2 separate regions of the Homo sapiens genome follow, and region 2 is linked to region 1. Evidence: chromatin contacts called from ENCODE Hi-C or POLR2A ChIA-PET data. All regions are on one chromosome and are shown on one strand. The core of a region is the stretch at or near the end of the contact, and the rest is flanking DNA. Distances in the headings are between cores, read along the strand shown. Region 1 holds the start of SATB1-AS1 (SATB1 antisense RNA 1). Region 2 overlaps BALR6 (B-cell acute lymphoblastic leukemia associated long RNA 6).

The links. Hi-C counts contacts between places; a loop is a spot of excess contacts on that map. ChIA-PET counts read pairs that join two places held with the same protein, here RNA polymerase II (POLR2A). Pooled maps may share reads with other maps.
Region 2: a loop to region 1 is called in a map of B cell, with 7 times the contacts of the local background. The contact joins the enhancer-like site here to the promoter of SATB1-AS1 in region 1. A Hi-C loop is called at or near these places in 1 of 168 maps with a recorded cell type or tissue (B cell) and 4 of 50 pooled maps. POLR2A ChIA-PET finds 5 or more read pairs at or near these places in 2 of 52 experiments (OCI-LY7 and SK-N-SH).

What each region holds. Positions count from the first base shown.
Region 1 is chr3:18,442,029-18,449,991 of GRCh38, forward strand. SATB1-AS1 (SATB1 antisense RNA 1) reads left to right here and starts at 3,209. Exons shown (of 7, transcript NR_125803.1): 1 at 3,209-3,414. It also overlaps a transcript of SATB1 not described here. RefSeq lists a silencer at 3,115-3,334.
Region 2 is chr3:18,122,610-18,130,572 of GRCh38, forward strand. The region is part of intron 4 of BALR6 (B-cell acute lymphoblastic leukemia associated long RNA 6); the gene reads left to right. Among named protein-coding and RNA genes, the nearest start is that of BALR6, 160 kb to the left of the region's middle. RefSeq lists an enhancer at 5,261-6,136. Within about 2 kb of position 5,047, at least 3 of the 41 ENCODE cell types and tissues checked have a DNase peak (open chromatin) inside an H3K27ac peak, as active enhancers do; they include B cell and OCI-LY7, where a contact is called at or near this core.

The DNA of each region.
Region 1 (7,963 bases), core at 1,959-4,458:
ACATTCCTTTTGAATACTTTTACATACAAAGAACTATTATTTATTACATATTTCAGCTTGTGGGAAAGTGAGGAATGCATTGATTCTGGAAATAACTATTCAGACTTTTGGAAGTTATTTAGGTCTTCTTTCTCTATCTTCCCCCCGCCCCCCATCCTGCCCTCCCACCAAATTTTAAGGAGGTAGTACTTTAGGAGGGAAATCCCTATTCGTTATTTTTTCATATATTATTTATATTCATTATTCAGAAATAAATACAAAATTGAATTGTAATTTTATTTCTCTTGTATAATGTTAGATGTAGCATTATCCAAATTTGACAATGCCTTGTATTTTATAGCTACTGTTTAAATATTATGTATTACCTATGACTGAACAACTCTACATTTAAAATATTGTTTTCATTAGAAAAAACTATGAAGTAGTAAGTGTCAAATGAAGATGAAGAATAAACATATTTGGTATATTTATAAAATGCATAGTCATTTAAAACGTGTACAAATAGAATACATAGTTTGCTACTGTTACATTTTATATAGTATACACATTGTCTACAGTGTATTTAATAATGTGCTTAACCAAGTTAATTAAAGTATTTATGTCTGATGATTGTGTAATAAACACTTGGAGAGGTAGTGAAAGATACAGCCAGTTACTTCTGCTAACTAAAGTTGAAATTATGCACTTATTATAACCTTTTCTAACAATGTGAGAAAAACAGAGTAAATATATTAAATTTGTTTCACAACAGATGCTTAGGTTGTTAATATTTAAGATGCCTATTCATGCTATTCCTGTCTGCACATTTGTCAAAAATGTAAGCTTGAATGCTAATGTTTGCCAGCAGACTGGAGCAGCCAGTATATGAATGTACTACTGTTCTAAGAAAATAATATGCAATAGAAATAGAGGACTACTGCTAAATCATAGCAGTAGTACCATACAGGAGATGAGAGGTTTTTAGAGCAAACACCTCAACCTTGGTTTTCTTCAGACTTAAAGTATGGGTTTTTGTTTTTGATTTTTGCAGCTACATTTGACCACAGAATAAATCTCACATTCCTGACATCTCAGAAAAATCCACTTTGGATAGAGTGTAAATTTCAACTAAGTTTCAACGGGATGAGTTACTCTGTCAGCAGTACAAACACCGTAAATTTCAGATTGCTTAGGACAAAACCTGACACCGAGCGGTAACATTTTACTCATTCTTACCCTACCCGCCACCCCCTTGAGAAAGTCAGGTCCCCTGGCCTCCAAGGATGCAAACATGGAAACCCAGTCAGTCAGAGCAGTAAGGTTCTCTCTGGGGAATAGGGCATCCTTCTGTTTTCCCTGTCTCTTTTATAACCATGTGGAGTCCAAGTCTTAGAACATTTGCTTGTAAGTCCGGAATGCCACTGAGAAAGTTCGCCAAGGAAGGGCGCAGAGGTCAAAGTTGCCAACCAGGACACTTTGAGAGAGGACCCTGTGGTTGACATTTGTTAGTGAAATTTGCAACACCTCAGTGGAGGCCAAGGCCAAAACTTTCAAGGAGATCCCTATGCCCCTTTCCCCTGTTGGTCTTCTGAGGTCATCCCAAGAGGAAACTGCGTTTCCCCAGTAAGCACGTGGCACTCCCCGGACCTGCCACCTGCCTGCTTCGTCCTTCTCGTCGTGGTTTCCCAAACCCCGGTTCTGCCGGCCCGGGAGCCTTAGCACTGGAGCAATAGGAAAAGGCCACCGCGCTCGGGTCTGGACAGCAGGAGGGAAACACGGTGTGGACTGCGAGGCTGCACCTGTGATGTCCCGGCCCCTGCTAAGAGGACGGCCCTTTCTTCTGCCTCTTGCCCAACTCCAAACCCACATTCACGCCAGCAGCCTCTCCAGGACCGGCCTCGCTACAGCCAGCGAGGGCTCGAAATGAGGAGTGCCGCGGCTTTCAAACTCCGGGCTCCAACTTGAGCGCCCCGGCGCCCGAGTAGCTCCCGGGATGCAGAAGTTGCCACAAACTTCCCAGGCCCCTCTTCGCCGATGCTTACAATCAGCCGCGCAGGCAGGGAGCGGAGGGAGGCGGAGATGGACCGGGAAAGGATGCTGAGCAGACTCGCGATCCGGTGGGGGAACATTACCACTCCCGCAGCCCACTCCTCCAGGCACCTTACTGCCCGCCCGGCTCCAGAACGCACCGAGAGGCTCCCCTTTTCCCCATTTGCTTCCTTCGGTCTTTTCCACTCCCCTTTCCTTTTCTAAAAGGGGCCATACCGGTGACCTGAAGGAGTTTGTTCAGCCAGGGTCTATTGGGCAGGTGTGGTGGTGTGTCCACACCCAGACAGAAAACGAATGGCATCTTCAAATCCCCCATCCCGACCGCTCTCCCCTACTCTACCAGCCCACCCCTCCAAGGTCCGTCTGCGTGAGAAAAGGGGCTCGGAAGACCGTTGAAGCCCTGCGCCCACGAGAGGGGAGCCCAGCCGCCCCAATAGGGGACGAGGAGTGGGTGCTACGGAGAAGTTTGGATTGATTCCGGAAAAAGAGGGACAGAGATAAAACAGCAAGAGTAGCAAGGGGAAAAGGGAGGCAAAAGAGCAGAACTCACTCAGGCATGGACGTTGGGGGCGGCGGTGGCTGTCGAGTGCGGGCCTGAAACCAAGAACGGCTCCCCGGGCGGGCGCGCCGGCGTCGGACTTCCGAGGCGGCGGCTTCTGCCTCTCCTGCCGCCGCCGCCGCCGCCGGAGCTGCGGCTGCCGCGGAAGTTAATTGCAACTTGACTTCAAGTTGTCCTCTTTCCCCATACGAAGTGGGCGTTTAAAGGGGAGAGCGAGGCGAGGAGCGAGCGAGCGAGCGCGCGGGGCCAAGGGAAGGAAGAGAAGGAGGGGGAGGGAGGAGATGTTAACGGGCGGGGGGGGGAGAAGGGGGAGGGGGCGGCGGCGGGGGCGGGAGGGGGAAGGGGCCGGCGGGAGCTGCTCTCGTCTCGTCGGTCGCGGCGCCTGCAGTCTGGAGGCGCACCGGAGCGGCCGGGGCGTCCCCCGCGGGAGCCCGCAGCCACCCGGGACGCGCATCCAGACGTGGCGCTTCGGACCGGGCACGCTGCGCCCGGGGGCTCGGCGGACCCCGCGTAGCCGCCGCTTCGGAGCTTGTGCGGCGCGGGCTGGCCAGCGGGGCGGCCAGGGCCCGGCCCGCCTCCCCAGCGCCCGCCCGGCTTCTCCCCCTGGCGGTGGGAGCCTCGGCGGCCGCTGGCGACACTAGGCGCACTGAAGCCCGAGCCGAGCCGAGCCCGAGCCGCCGCCGCCGCCGCCGCTGCTGCGCACCGCTCCCGGGCTCCCTCCCAGCGCGCCGGCCGGGGTGTGGGGGGCGGCGGGCCGGAGGGGCGAGGGCGGGCCAGGGGGCGCACACGGGGGTTGGCGCGGAAGACAGGACCCTCAGCCTCGAGGGGTAAGTGTGGGCGCTTGGGGGTGCGCTTGGGGTGCGCGGCGCGGTTCTCGTCGCCCGCCAACCCTGCCCCCTCACCTCTCCGGGGGCCCCCAACACGCGCACTCCTCCTCTTGTCGCCTGCGGCTTCCTCTTGTTGCTTGTTGTTTGGCTGGGTTTTGGGGGGTGAGTAGAGGGGGTTACTGTAGTGTGTGTGCAGGCGGAGGAGGAAGTCAGGTGAGAGGCCGCGAAGCACCCCCACCCCAACCCAGCCTGCGTGGGGTGTATGCTTCCCCACTAGGGGCATTTGGGCCATTTTTTTTTTCTCCGTCAATGTTCGGTCGAGACGATGTTTCCTAGAGGGCCTCCTTCACTTACAGTCTGGTCTGTCCATCTCCCTTCATCCCACCCTCGTCCGTCTTAGCCCCTTGTCCAGGAGCCCTGCACCCCAAGTGAGGAGCACGTGGCGGAAGGAGGAGGAGGCCCTCTCTTGAAGACCCCCACGCTGTGACCCAGCCCATTAGTTTAAATATTTATCCTCACATCACCAGCTGTACTTTTCAACCCACTGGAACAAGACGCCTAGGCAAGGTCCAATTTCCCCAAAAAGCTGGGGGCAAAGCGGGAGAGATGAGGGTTTTATTGACATTGGGAGAGAAGGGGCCAAGGAACCTTCCCAAGTGGAGACTGAAACTCAAAAAATCTCTACAAAAAGACTAGGGTGACTGGAGGCTCAGGACTGCAGGCTTAGGAGAAACTGGAGCTCCATCAACTTTATTTCTCTCCCCCTGCCTCTCCTCCCCCCAGCTCTGAGGAAGCTAACAGGTCTTTTGTTTTGTATTGTGTAGCCTTTGGGAAATTTGCATTGAGTATGTCAACAGAAAATTACTACTGTTTACTCAAAGGGATTGCAGAAAGATAAAACATAGTAACATAGTTTTTACTTTTCCTCTTCTTTGTACGCTTGTGTGTATTTGGCAAGAAGTGTAGTTAGGTTCATGGCATGAACTGCAAAACGTCAGGTTGTAACAATAAGGACTGTAGAGCTGCCTAGGTGTATTTTTAGAAGCCGCACTTTCTTGAATTCCTTTCACACAAGGCTTGCTCTCTCATTAAGTCCCCATAAATAATTTTATTTAGAGAGGAGGAAACTATGGAAGCAGGAGGGAGATTGCTAAGATTTCCATCCTGCCAGCGCACAGCACTGTTTGCAGGGAAGTTCCTGGAAAGTGATTGTGGGCTGAGAATTCAGTTTTTCCTAAAAGCTCTGTTAGGTCCTGTTGTGTCAGATGGCTATGAATAAAGCACGCTGGGAAAATCCTGATATCCGTGCAGTCTTATTTTATCTTTTACACAGTGGTTGATTCGACTTTCAAGCCCTGGTGACAAACACATCAACTCTGCTGTATTTTTGTGTGCTTTTTCTAAATAAAGGAGAATACAGCATGTATTCATGCTGCTTTTTTCCCCTCATCCATGGTTATTGAATTCACTGGAAGTTATTCATCTTTTTTCAGTTGATCATCATTTTATGCCGAGACCACAATTCCAAACATATAGGAATTTTTTAAAATTATGAATTAGGGTTCTTTTAGGGAACCAACCCTCCTTTTTAAAGATACAAGTGCCCACCACAACTCCTAGTTTTGTAAAGCAAAGCAAAAAGGTATAAATGATTATAATGAGCAAAACATAGTAAAACGTTTTCCTTCTTGGATCACTTTCTGTCCCCACAGGTCCCAGGAGACATTAAATCCTCCTGCCTTAATTTACCAAAATGCTGCATTTCCTAACCAGTAACAATATCTGTGTCTGAGAAAGACATCAGGTTTGGAATGGAAAAAAATACATTCTCGGTATTTAATTACTGCTTAACAGTAATTTATTGTAGCAGGCAGTTGATTTTCCAATTCTGAAAGCCTGAAATGAAGCTGAACAGAAATTTGAAATTTTTAAAAAAGGTTTTTTTTTCTTTCTTACACTCTTATATACTCATCTGCTTCCCCAAGTTATCAGCCAAGCCCCTATAACTGAAAGTATGATATGCTCCTCTGAGTTGAACCGAGACCATTTTGCCCCTCATTTTTTGAATTTGCTTTTTCCTCCCAATAGTCTTGTATAGAAAGCACATGGGCTCTGTTAGAATACAGAATTATGCAATTCTGGGTGCAGTGCATTAAATGACATAGTTTGATAAACTCTTAAGCCTTACAGCTCAGATGTTAATAAAATATTGTAGTTGGCCACAAATTTCATAGCACAAGGCTAAGATCATTTTTCAGAAGAAAGGGGCATTTAATCTGGATTATTTGGTTAGTTGCTATGGTCTGAATGTTAGTGTTCCCCCAATATTGGGGTTCATGTGTTAGAACCTAATATCAAAAGTGATGGTATTAAGAAGTAGGGCCTTTGGGAAGTGATTAAGTCATGAAGGCTTCAACCCTCATGAGTGACAGGAGTGCCTTTGTAAGACAGGCTGAATCTAGCTACCTTGCCCCTTCCACTGTGTGAGGACACAGCAACAAAAGTGCCATCTGTGAAGCAAGGAGTGAGCCTTCACCAGATACTGAATCTGCTGGTGCTGTAATCTTGGACTCCTCAGCTTCCAGAACTGTGAGCAATAAATTTCTGTTGCTTATAAATTACCCAGTCAAAGATAATTTGTTGTAGCACCTCAAATGAACTAACACAATAATACATTTGTGCTACTAGATTTTTTTAACAAGTCCAAATGTGACTTAAATGACTGAAAGACAAATCTGGAACATATCAAATGGCCAATAATAGTAGCTGGTATCAAAAGCTGCACTGGTTATTTCCTTAAAAGAATAGACAATAAAATATTGCCTACTAAATATTAGAAGAAAGATCAAGGGAAAGGATAAAACAGCATTGGCCTTGAAGGAAGTTATTTGCTGGAAAAAAGACATCAAAATGTGAAAAGACAATGGATCAGTTAGTGGTTTGAATCAAAGAAATACTTGAGGAAGAAAAAATATATATATATATGTACATATTTTTCTCTTAAGACCAGAGGAATCAGAGATCCTAAAGCTCTAGGTTGGAAGGTATTTTTAAAGTTAATTTGTTCTGTCAAATCTTTAGAGGCCATTCAATGCAGATATTTTGGGTGTGAAGGGGAACTTACTACTTACCGCCATTAAGGCAAGGATTTTTACCTATACCGTACTTACCAGAGAATAGAGTTCACTATATATTGTGCAAGTGAATGGATAATTTCAAAAGTATTTCATCTTTATATACTTTATTATGTTTTTACCTTATATATATTTTTTTACCTTATATTGCACAGAATTAGTCTTCCTGAAACTTCCAACCGTTAGTCTTCGTCCTGCCAGTTGCAGCCAAACAGAACAAATTTGTTTATCAGTCAAGATAGGCAATGTGCTGGAGTAACAATTCCAATTTTTTAGTGGCCTGTAACAGCAAACGTTTTCTTGGTTATGGTTTGAATCCATTGCAGTTCAGCTGGTCTGTTCCATGTCTGTCACTCCAGGTCCCTGGCTAATGGAACAGTTGCCATCTTGAATGTTTCATGTTGTTATGGCAAAAATAAAGATCACTCTGGAGGGTTTCATGCAGACATTTAAATGCTATGGCCCAGAAATGCCATACATCATATGGCCTCACAAAGAATTAACCAGGATTAGTTGTGTGGCTCCAAAGAATCATGACAAGAAGGTCGGATAGTGCAGCCTATCTTGTACCCAACAGTAGAGAGCTGTGGTACACAATTCTGCAGACTACTGCTACTGGTAGTAATCCTTGTCCATATGATAACCTGCCAGCTAAACAGTCTCTTCCTGTAGCTTTATGGCCCAAGTCTTCCATTTTTTAGGGCAAACTGCCAGAGTAGCCACCAGCTTAGAGGGAAACATTGTTATCAGGGGAACCCGCCCCCAATATTTCAACATAGATTCTTTATATTTTCCCTAAGTGTCGGCCAGTCTGAGCAATAAAGAGAAAGAATACAAAGAGAAGAATTTTACAGCTGGGCCGCTGGGGATGACATCACATATCAGTAGATCCGTGATGCCCACCTGAGCTGCAAAACCTGCAAGTTTTTATTAGGGATTTCAAAAGGGGAAGGTGTGTATGAACAGGGAGTAGGTCACAAAGATCACCTGCTTCAAAGGGCAAAAGGCAGAGCAAAGATCACATGCTTCTGAGGAAACAGGACCAGAGCAAAATCAGAAACTCCTGATAAGGGTCTATATTCAGCGGTGCACGTATTGTCTTGATAAACATCTTAACAGAAAACAGGGTTCGAGAGCAGAGAACCGGTCTGACCTCAAATTTACCAGGGCTGGTGTTTCCCAATCCTAGTAAGCCTGAGGGTACTGCAGGAGACCAGGGCATATCTCAGTCCTTATCTCAACCACATAGGACAGACACTCCCGGAGTGGCCATTTGTAGACCTCCCCCCAGGAATGCAATTCTTTTCCTAGGGTCTTAATATTATATTCCTTGCTAGGAAAAGAATTTAGCGATATCTCTCCTACTTGCACATCTGTTTATAGGCTCTCTGCAAGAAGAAAAATATGGCTCTTTT
Region 2 (7,963 bases), core at 3,797-6,296, 320 kb before region 1:
AGCTGCTCTTGGTAGTTGTTGTAGTTTGAACATTTGTGTCCCCAAACCGCCTGTTGAAATTTGATCCAAATGTTTGAGGTGGGAGTATAATGGGAGGCGTTTGTGTCATGGAGGTGGACCCTTAATGAATATATTAATCTGCACCTTGGCTGTGGGGGTGAGTGAGTTCTTGCACTATTAGTTTCCCAGGAGAACTGGTTGTTTAAAAAGAGCCTGGCACCTCCACCCCTCTCCCTTCCTCTTGCTTCCTCAACCTTCCTCTTGCTTCCTCTCCCACCATGTAGTCTCTACACAGGCCAGTGCCCCTTCACCTTCTGCCATGAGTGGAAGCAACCTGAGCCCTCACCAGAAGCAGAGACTGGCACCATGCTTCTTATGCAGCCTACAGAACTGTGAGCCAAATAAACCTATTTTCTTTAAAAATTACCCAGACTCAGGTTTTCCTTTAGAGCAACACAAAACGTAGTGAGACAGTGGTCCACTCCACAGCTCATACTACAGTCACTTCACCTAGTTATGATGACTTCCTTGGGAAAACATGGTAGCTACTTCTGGGTCTCATGTATACAGCACAGGTTTGGGAAGGATAAATGTCAGATCTTCCTTTTTCACATGGCTTGTTGCCTCTTTTACTTGGATGTGGTTGTATTCCACATTAGTGAAAATAATCTGCAAAGTGGCCTACTCTTTGAACACTAATTAGAGAGTTTGTTAGAGGTGAGGGGCATAAGGAGAAGAGCCTCTTTCTGCCTTCAGTACTATTCCCAGTTGTCTAACAATCCACTCCCTTTCCAGGTAGTCTGTAGAGACTAAATCAGGGAGTGTCTTCTCATCTGACTCCTGAGGACAAGCGTTTTCTCTTATTCTCGTCTGAACTTCCCTCCAGCCTACCAAGTCTGGCTTTCAATATGCTAAATTTGGACAATTTTTCTTAATATAAGAGACTAGCTTGCAGGATTATTGTCTTGCCACAAAATCTTATACAGTGTATTTGAATGTCAGAAACTGAAAATTACCTTATTTCCTTTTCATATTCCATGTTCAGCCTTTCTAATCTTCTCCCTAGGAAGACAGATGTCCCAAGTCAATAGAAATGAAGGACCTGTACTTGAAAATACAAAAGAGAAAGTGCATTAATTATTCTCAATGATTCAGCATTGTAACACATACATATGTGCAAATAAGAGAAAATGAATATACTTTTGGATGGAGACTAGTGTTTCATTTACTCGGTATTCCCATAGACTTTAGAATATGTACTGGAGCTTAGAAGTTGACTTTGTATTTGTGCTTTACTTTACTTACCCAATAAACATTTTCAAATAACCAATTATAAGCCAGGCCCTTGCCATAAAAAGAGTCCATTTCCTTTTGGAGGGCTCAAAATCTATTGGTAGAGAAACTGAATAGGTAAGTAGTAACTCTCACACAAAAAAGGCATGAAAAGAGGTATATAGGTGGCACCATATGAGCAGAGAAAAAACATGTAATTCAACCTTTGATGTCAGGGAAGTGGTCCAGAGAATATCACATTTTAGATGAGTCTTAGTGGATGTCTTCTTTAAGAGGAAAGGGATGGGATAGGTTGGGAGTCATTCTAGGCTTAGGGAGAGCATGTGCAAAGGTAACAAAGATATGTCACTTTTATATTTCTATATGGCTGGAGTACATGGTACACTGGGTACACACTGGGATGCTTTCCATAGTGGTGGTGGACGAGGAAGAAACTGTAAGTGAGCCCAAGGCCAGATCTAAACTGGCTTGCTCAACATGGGAAACAAGTTTAGCTTCATCTCAAGTGATATATGTGGCAGTGAACATTTTTAATCAGAGTGATAATATGCTTAGATAATCGTATTTGAATTTAAGAAAGGTCAGTGTGGAGGATGCATTGGAGGAGGTGGGGCCGGAAGCTGGAAGACCAGTTAAGGGGCTATTCAGTTAAAGCAGATGTGGTAGTTATTCATGCTGTGCAACCACAAATATTTCTAGCTTTCTTTCTTTTGGGCACATGGCATGATTGCTCTGCTCCCTGCGAGGCTGGGTGTAGCTGTGTGACTCGCTTTAGCTAATGAAATGTTAGCTGAGGTGTCATGTGTCATTTCTGGGTGGAAATTTTAAGAGCCAGTGCATGATTCATCTTGTTTTTTTGCTCCTAACTTGGTGATAATGGAGCTTCCATTAGGAACTTAGCCAGGGTCCCTGAGTGGTTATGATAAACAGAGCTCCAGGTGATGCATGCTGGATATGTCGTATACATAAGAAATTTGTGTTAAGCCACGGAGATTTTGGGGTTATTTGTTATCACTGCATGACTTAGACTATTCTGACCACCAGGTCAGGGGAAACAGGGGCCTGAAATAATAGCATGGCAGCAAAAAGGGAGAGGAGTGACAAGTTCAAGAGATGTTAAGGTGGTAGAAGAGACAGAGTTTAGTAAAAGACTAAATATGGGGGAGAGAGAGAGGAGAGCCTAAGATGACCATATTTCTGATCAGTAGGACCATGCCTATCTGTTCATGCACATTACTTTTTTCTTCCCCATTGAATCTAAGCTTTTTGAGAAAACCTTTTATAACTCTTGTGTACTATTTTTTATACTCATTCTCCACTCTTTGTCTCCCCCTCCAACTCTTAGACAGAATTAATTACACTCTTATCTGTTTCAATTGCTTTTGATGCACAACTTGACTATAGCATATCTTACAAGTCAAAGATATTGACAGTATTTCTGATGATGGTGACCATTTCTCCAGGATTTCTAAAAGCAGTGACCTTCTATAAACATTGATTAACAATTTTTTAATTGTCTTTTTAACATTTCACTCCTCACGGTTATTTCTGTTAGCCCTGCAGAAAAAAATAAGTGGAACTACAAATAGAACTATTATCTTCTCTCTTTAAAACGTTTTTAAAAACAATTTTGATCAAATTTTTGCTCAAACCATTGCATAGAAGGGGAATTTAGGATTATTTATAAATGTAACTTGCCCATGATGTCCCTCTCTCATTATCATGTGTAACGAAAAGTTGGCAGGATTTACTTTCTTTCTTAGAAAATTGAGCATCCAAAGGAAGAATAAAATTCTGCAAGAGGAATTCATTTAAAACACTTTTAAGTGAAAAAAATGCTAACAAAGATATAGTGTAGAATCCAATTCACGATTTTAAAAAGCACATGGCTCTTTCAGGCAATGTCAAAGCTCTTTCTGTAGCATATTTTTAAGAATCACAGAGGAAAGATTCGTGATTCTCAAATATGGGCTTTGATGTCTCCTTTCCATTCAGCCCTTGAGCTATTATTAAGAGTGTTTCCCAGAGGACCACTGAGGAGGTGGGCCAGTGGAAACCAACACCCCACCTCCACCTTTGCCTCATTGGAGCTATTGGGTCTCTTCTAATTTAGGATTGGAGCTGAGGAAAAGTGGAAATTATTTCTTACATTTAAGGGCTCAGCTTACCGCTGAAATTGCTTTTCATTTAATTCAAGCAGCAACTGATAGCACAGAACACTTAAACAAAATTAAACAGAAATCTTTCACATTTTGAGAGGCACTTATGTGTGCTTTGTGTGTTTTCTTTCCTCCCCTTCTTCTCCCTCTTTCCCTCCCTCCTTCCCTCCCTTCATTCCTTCCTTCCTCCCCTCCTTCCTTCCTTGTTTCCTTTTTCCCCTCTTGCCACTTAAATAGAATTTTCCCAGAGAAAAAAAGCAGAATAGCTTTCATAGATTTCCTGTATTTCCTTTGGCACTTGGAGTTATGGGAGAGAGGGTGATTGATATTACCGAGGGTTGGAGCTCAGCTTCCCCCTCTGTTTACTGCTGTTCCTTCTCGCACCTTAAACTACCTCCTATGTATTTTAGACAGGTCAAGTCATTAACAAACATTAGTAGAATTCTGGATAGAAGTAATTGTATTTAACTTGTAAAATTTATACCTTTGTATGTTGTATGTCTGTGGGTCTGAGCAATCACACACATCTTTAAAAAGAGAGAGAGCTAGAGAGAAATAAAATCATCACACCATAATGGGAAACAAAATTTCTGAGCAGAATGGACTGTCAGATCAAACTCCTCCTAAAGCAAACAATAATTGCCTTAATTTTTGTGGATAGTACAGTTGGCTAAAATAAGCTAACCAGATTTGTGAACTGAACATCATCGAAGATTTTTGTGATGCAGGCAGCAGGGTTGTTGAAGTATTGCCAGTGAGTAGAAGTGGTTTTGTGGCCACTGGGCCCCTTGCCCACCTTTCTGGGGCCTAATGGTGCAGATGTGAGGCATGAAGGAGTCCGGGCCATTGGAACGGCAACAGGGTGGAGGGGAAACAGACCAGGAGAGCTGGAGCATCTCACTGCCCAGATTGTTTGCAGCAGACAGCAAGAAAGTCCATTAAAAAGATGGTACTGGCCTGATATATCTGGGGCATCTAGTTGCCTTAGGCTAAAAGTACTCTCAACGTATTTTACTGCTTCTCCAAAGCAAACAATTGTTTAATTAGTAAAAATAAAAAAGCTACTTAGAGGAGGAAAGATTGAGGGACGTATTTTCGACTTAAGTAATACTGAATTAAAAATGGTCTCTCTCATCCTGTCTGCTGACATTCATTTTTTAGCAGAAAAGTGAAGACACATTGTAGGATGCCCAGAATTGCTGAATCCATCCTTCAGAATTGCATTCACAGTCAGCCTCTTAGAGAAAGCCGTGTTGGAGCTCTAGCTCTTCACCAACGAAGGCAAATGTAGAGCTACAGCAGGACCTACTGGCTGCCTTCTGAAAGGCCTGAAACAGGTAGTGCTTTTCTTAGGCACAACCTGGGGGCTTGTGTGGTGCTGATGCCAGTGGAAGGAGGGCAAGAGGGGTCCTAAGAAAGAGGAATGTAACTGGGAAAAGAAGAGTGAGAACTACTGAGGGATAAATAATTTAGAACCTTTCCAAAGGAAGCAGTAAATAACAACTTCTTAATGTTTTCTATGGAAGAAAAAAGAGCAACACTTAACATCTGTACATATCGGGTTTTTTTTTTTTGAAAGAGAAAGCTTTACAAAGAGTAATCATTGAAATGGAAAAAGCAGAAGTGGTTTGCCTAGTGAACTGGGGAATGGCAGAGGGCTAGGGTCTGTACTCACCAGGGTGTGTGTGTGTGTGTGTGTGTTTGTGTGTGTGTGTGTGTGTGTGTGTGTGAATCTTGATGTGCATTGAAAAATATAATAGAAATTGGTAATGGTTTCCTCCATCTTACTTTCTGACATAGTTCCTGGGGGCTGGGGAGCATATCCCCTCTTCATGAACATCAGGAAAAAAAATAGAGGAAACAAAATATAGGGCAGCAGACTTTGCTTATCAAACAACTAGCTTCCCTCTTTTGAAGTACAAACTGAAGCCCATGAACTTGGGCCAGTACTGGCGTATGGCCTTCCCTTTTAGTATTTTGTGTGTGTGTGTGTGTGTGTGTGTGGCATGCGTGTGTGTCATTTACAAATGCAAAGATAACAGCAAGTTCTTAGTTGGCACCAAATGGGGGACCGTTAAGTATGAGAAATGATGTCGATTTATCATTATATTATGCCTCTGACAGCGAAACACACCTGTACTTTTTATGTAATTTATTGACTGGTTATAGATGCTGTGCGAGAGAGGAAAAAATTAGCGCAGCTTTAATTACTCATGCTGCTGGTTAAAATATTAATGGGGCACAGAGTGTTGCATGCTCATTTCTGTTGATTTTTAATTAGCAGTAATTCATTTTGCACAAAGCATGTTGATGCCTTTGCCGGAGACATTAGCGAAGAAGCTGAATAAAGATGTTTTTGAGAGAGCTACTGTGCATACAGAATAAAGAGTGCCTGCTTCCTGTCTTGTCTGATAAAAGTTGGGCAAAGTGGGAGACAGATGATGAAACCAAACAATACCAAAGAATCACGGTATATAGTTTAAGTCTCAGGCCTGATCCAATTTGGAGTTTTCCTAAAACCTTCATTTTTGCACACTTTTTGCCCCAGAGGCCGTTATGTGGGTTATTTTGTTTGATTCCAGAAGACTGAAACAAAATCTGAAACACAGACTTCCTTTACCCCTTTTTTCAGTGAATGTCATGATGATATTTTGCTTAATGGAGAAAAATAGGCTGGCATGTGGGTTTTGTATGTGATCTCCTTGACAGGGCTGTAGGGGTTGGGTGAGTTGTTGACCCCTGAGGAGGAAGAGGACAGAGCATTTCAGGTAACTTCTTTTACCTGATAGATACAGGGAAGCCATGGATTTTCTATAATGTGGTGGATAGCTTTCCTTCATGTATCACATTCTAAAATTATTGTTGTGTATAAAGAGACTTCTAACCATGAGCCTCATTCTGTGAAGAATATAGTGAGGTCATTTTTGGCATAGGGAAAGTGGGAGACAAAAATTCAGCTGAGGACATAGTAAAACATGTTTTCTGGATTCTGCACACATTCAGAAATTGTTTCCTTGTCATTTTCCCCTCTTCCTCAGCCTCTCGCTTTGGTTCCAAAGCGGTCCCAGGGTAAATGCCCAAATAAATTCCCTCAGATTCCACTTGCTTTCAGCACCCCACCCGAGTGCATTTTCTGAGGCTTCCAGCCTGCAGAGTCTCAGTCAGCAACATCCTGTTCTAGGATCAGAAGCATGGATTTAGAAGGAAGCAGTGAGGTGATCTAATCCAACCTTCCTTCCAAGCTGGAGTCCCCTTTACAACATCTCCAATAAGCAACATTGATACCCACTTTCACCAGCTACTCCTGTTGAACATGGATGGGGAGAGTTCAGGGGAAAGTGAAAATAAGACACTGTCTCCCCCATATCTTTCAGCTTTAAAGAAATATTTACGGGCAATCCCATTCTTCAGCAGTACCGATTTTCTTCCTGGAACATACCAGGGATGCCAGGAGGAAAGGTGAACTTGGCCTCTTGGATCATTTGTCTTCACTGTACTATTGATCTTCACTAGGCTACTGGGTTTTCTATCACTCCTTTTAAAAAGTTCTTTTTGGCTTCTATATTTCTATTTTTCAGACTTCTATCCAACATCCTCAATCCAATAGGGTGGAAATTTAGGGCACTTTTATCACAACCCTTCTTGAATAAAGCTTTTGAAATGGTAACCTTTTCAGACAGCGTGGTAGAAAAAAGTTAATCTATCTAGAAGCCATATAAAAAGAAAACCAGAAAGGTGTTGGACATTTGGAAGATGACAAAAATATCCTTACTTTTGTAGAATACTCACAGAAATGAATGTCAGAAATTTCACAATTTAAGAAGCTCTTGCAAGGTGTGGCAGAAAGGAGTAAAGGAAAGTGAAAACAGAGTTCCGTGCACCTAGTTTACTAGAAATGGAAGTTTGGGAAGCTTTTGGTCACCTGCTACATAGACACACAACTGAGTCAGTTCTTCCCGTGGAGCGGGAGCTCTCTGAAGGCCAAGCCTGGGTCTTCATGTTAATTTCTGTTGACCATGAAACTCTTTATGCACGGGCATCATTTGTAACTTTGCAGAACACTTCTCGGAGCAGACAGGGACCTGAAGCTAACTGAGTTCTTTTTTTCTTGCTTTTTTCTTTTCTTTTTTTTTTGTCACTTAATCAGTGCTTAATAAGTTCTTGTACAATAAGATTAAATATTTTTAAAATACAGAAAACTATAGAGAAACACAAGTTAAATATCAATGTATTATCACGTAGAACTAACATATTCCAGTATTCTTTTTTTTGCTTCAATCTTTTTCATTTTTCATGAAAGAATGAAGACAATCCAGATTCAGTTAAGTCTTTCTAAAATATATTCTGACATTGTTATCTTCTTTCTCAATCTCAAAGGCAGCCACAATCATGGGTGCTATGTTTATTATTCACATACATTTGTTATATTTAAATTAGACATGTATATATTTTTCTCATATATAGTATTTTACATATGCATGAAACTGCAATTTGTATTTTTCACTCCACAT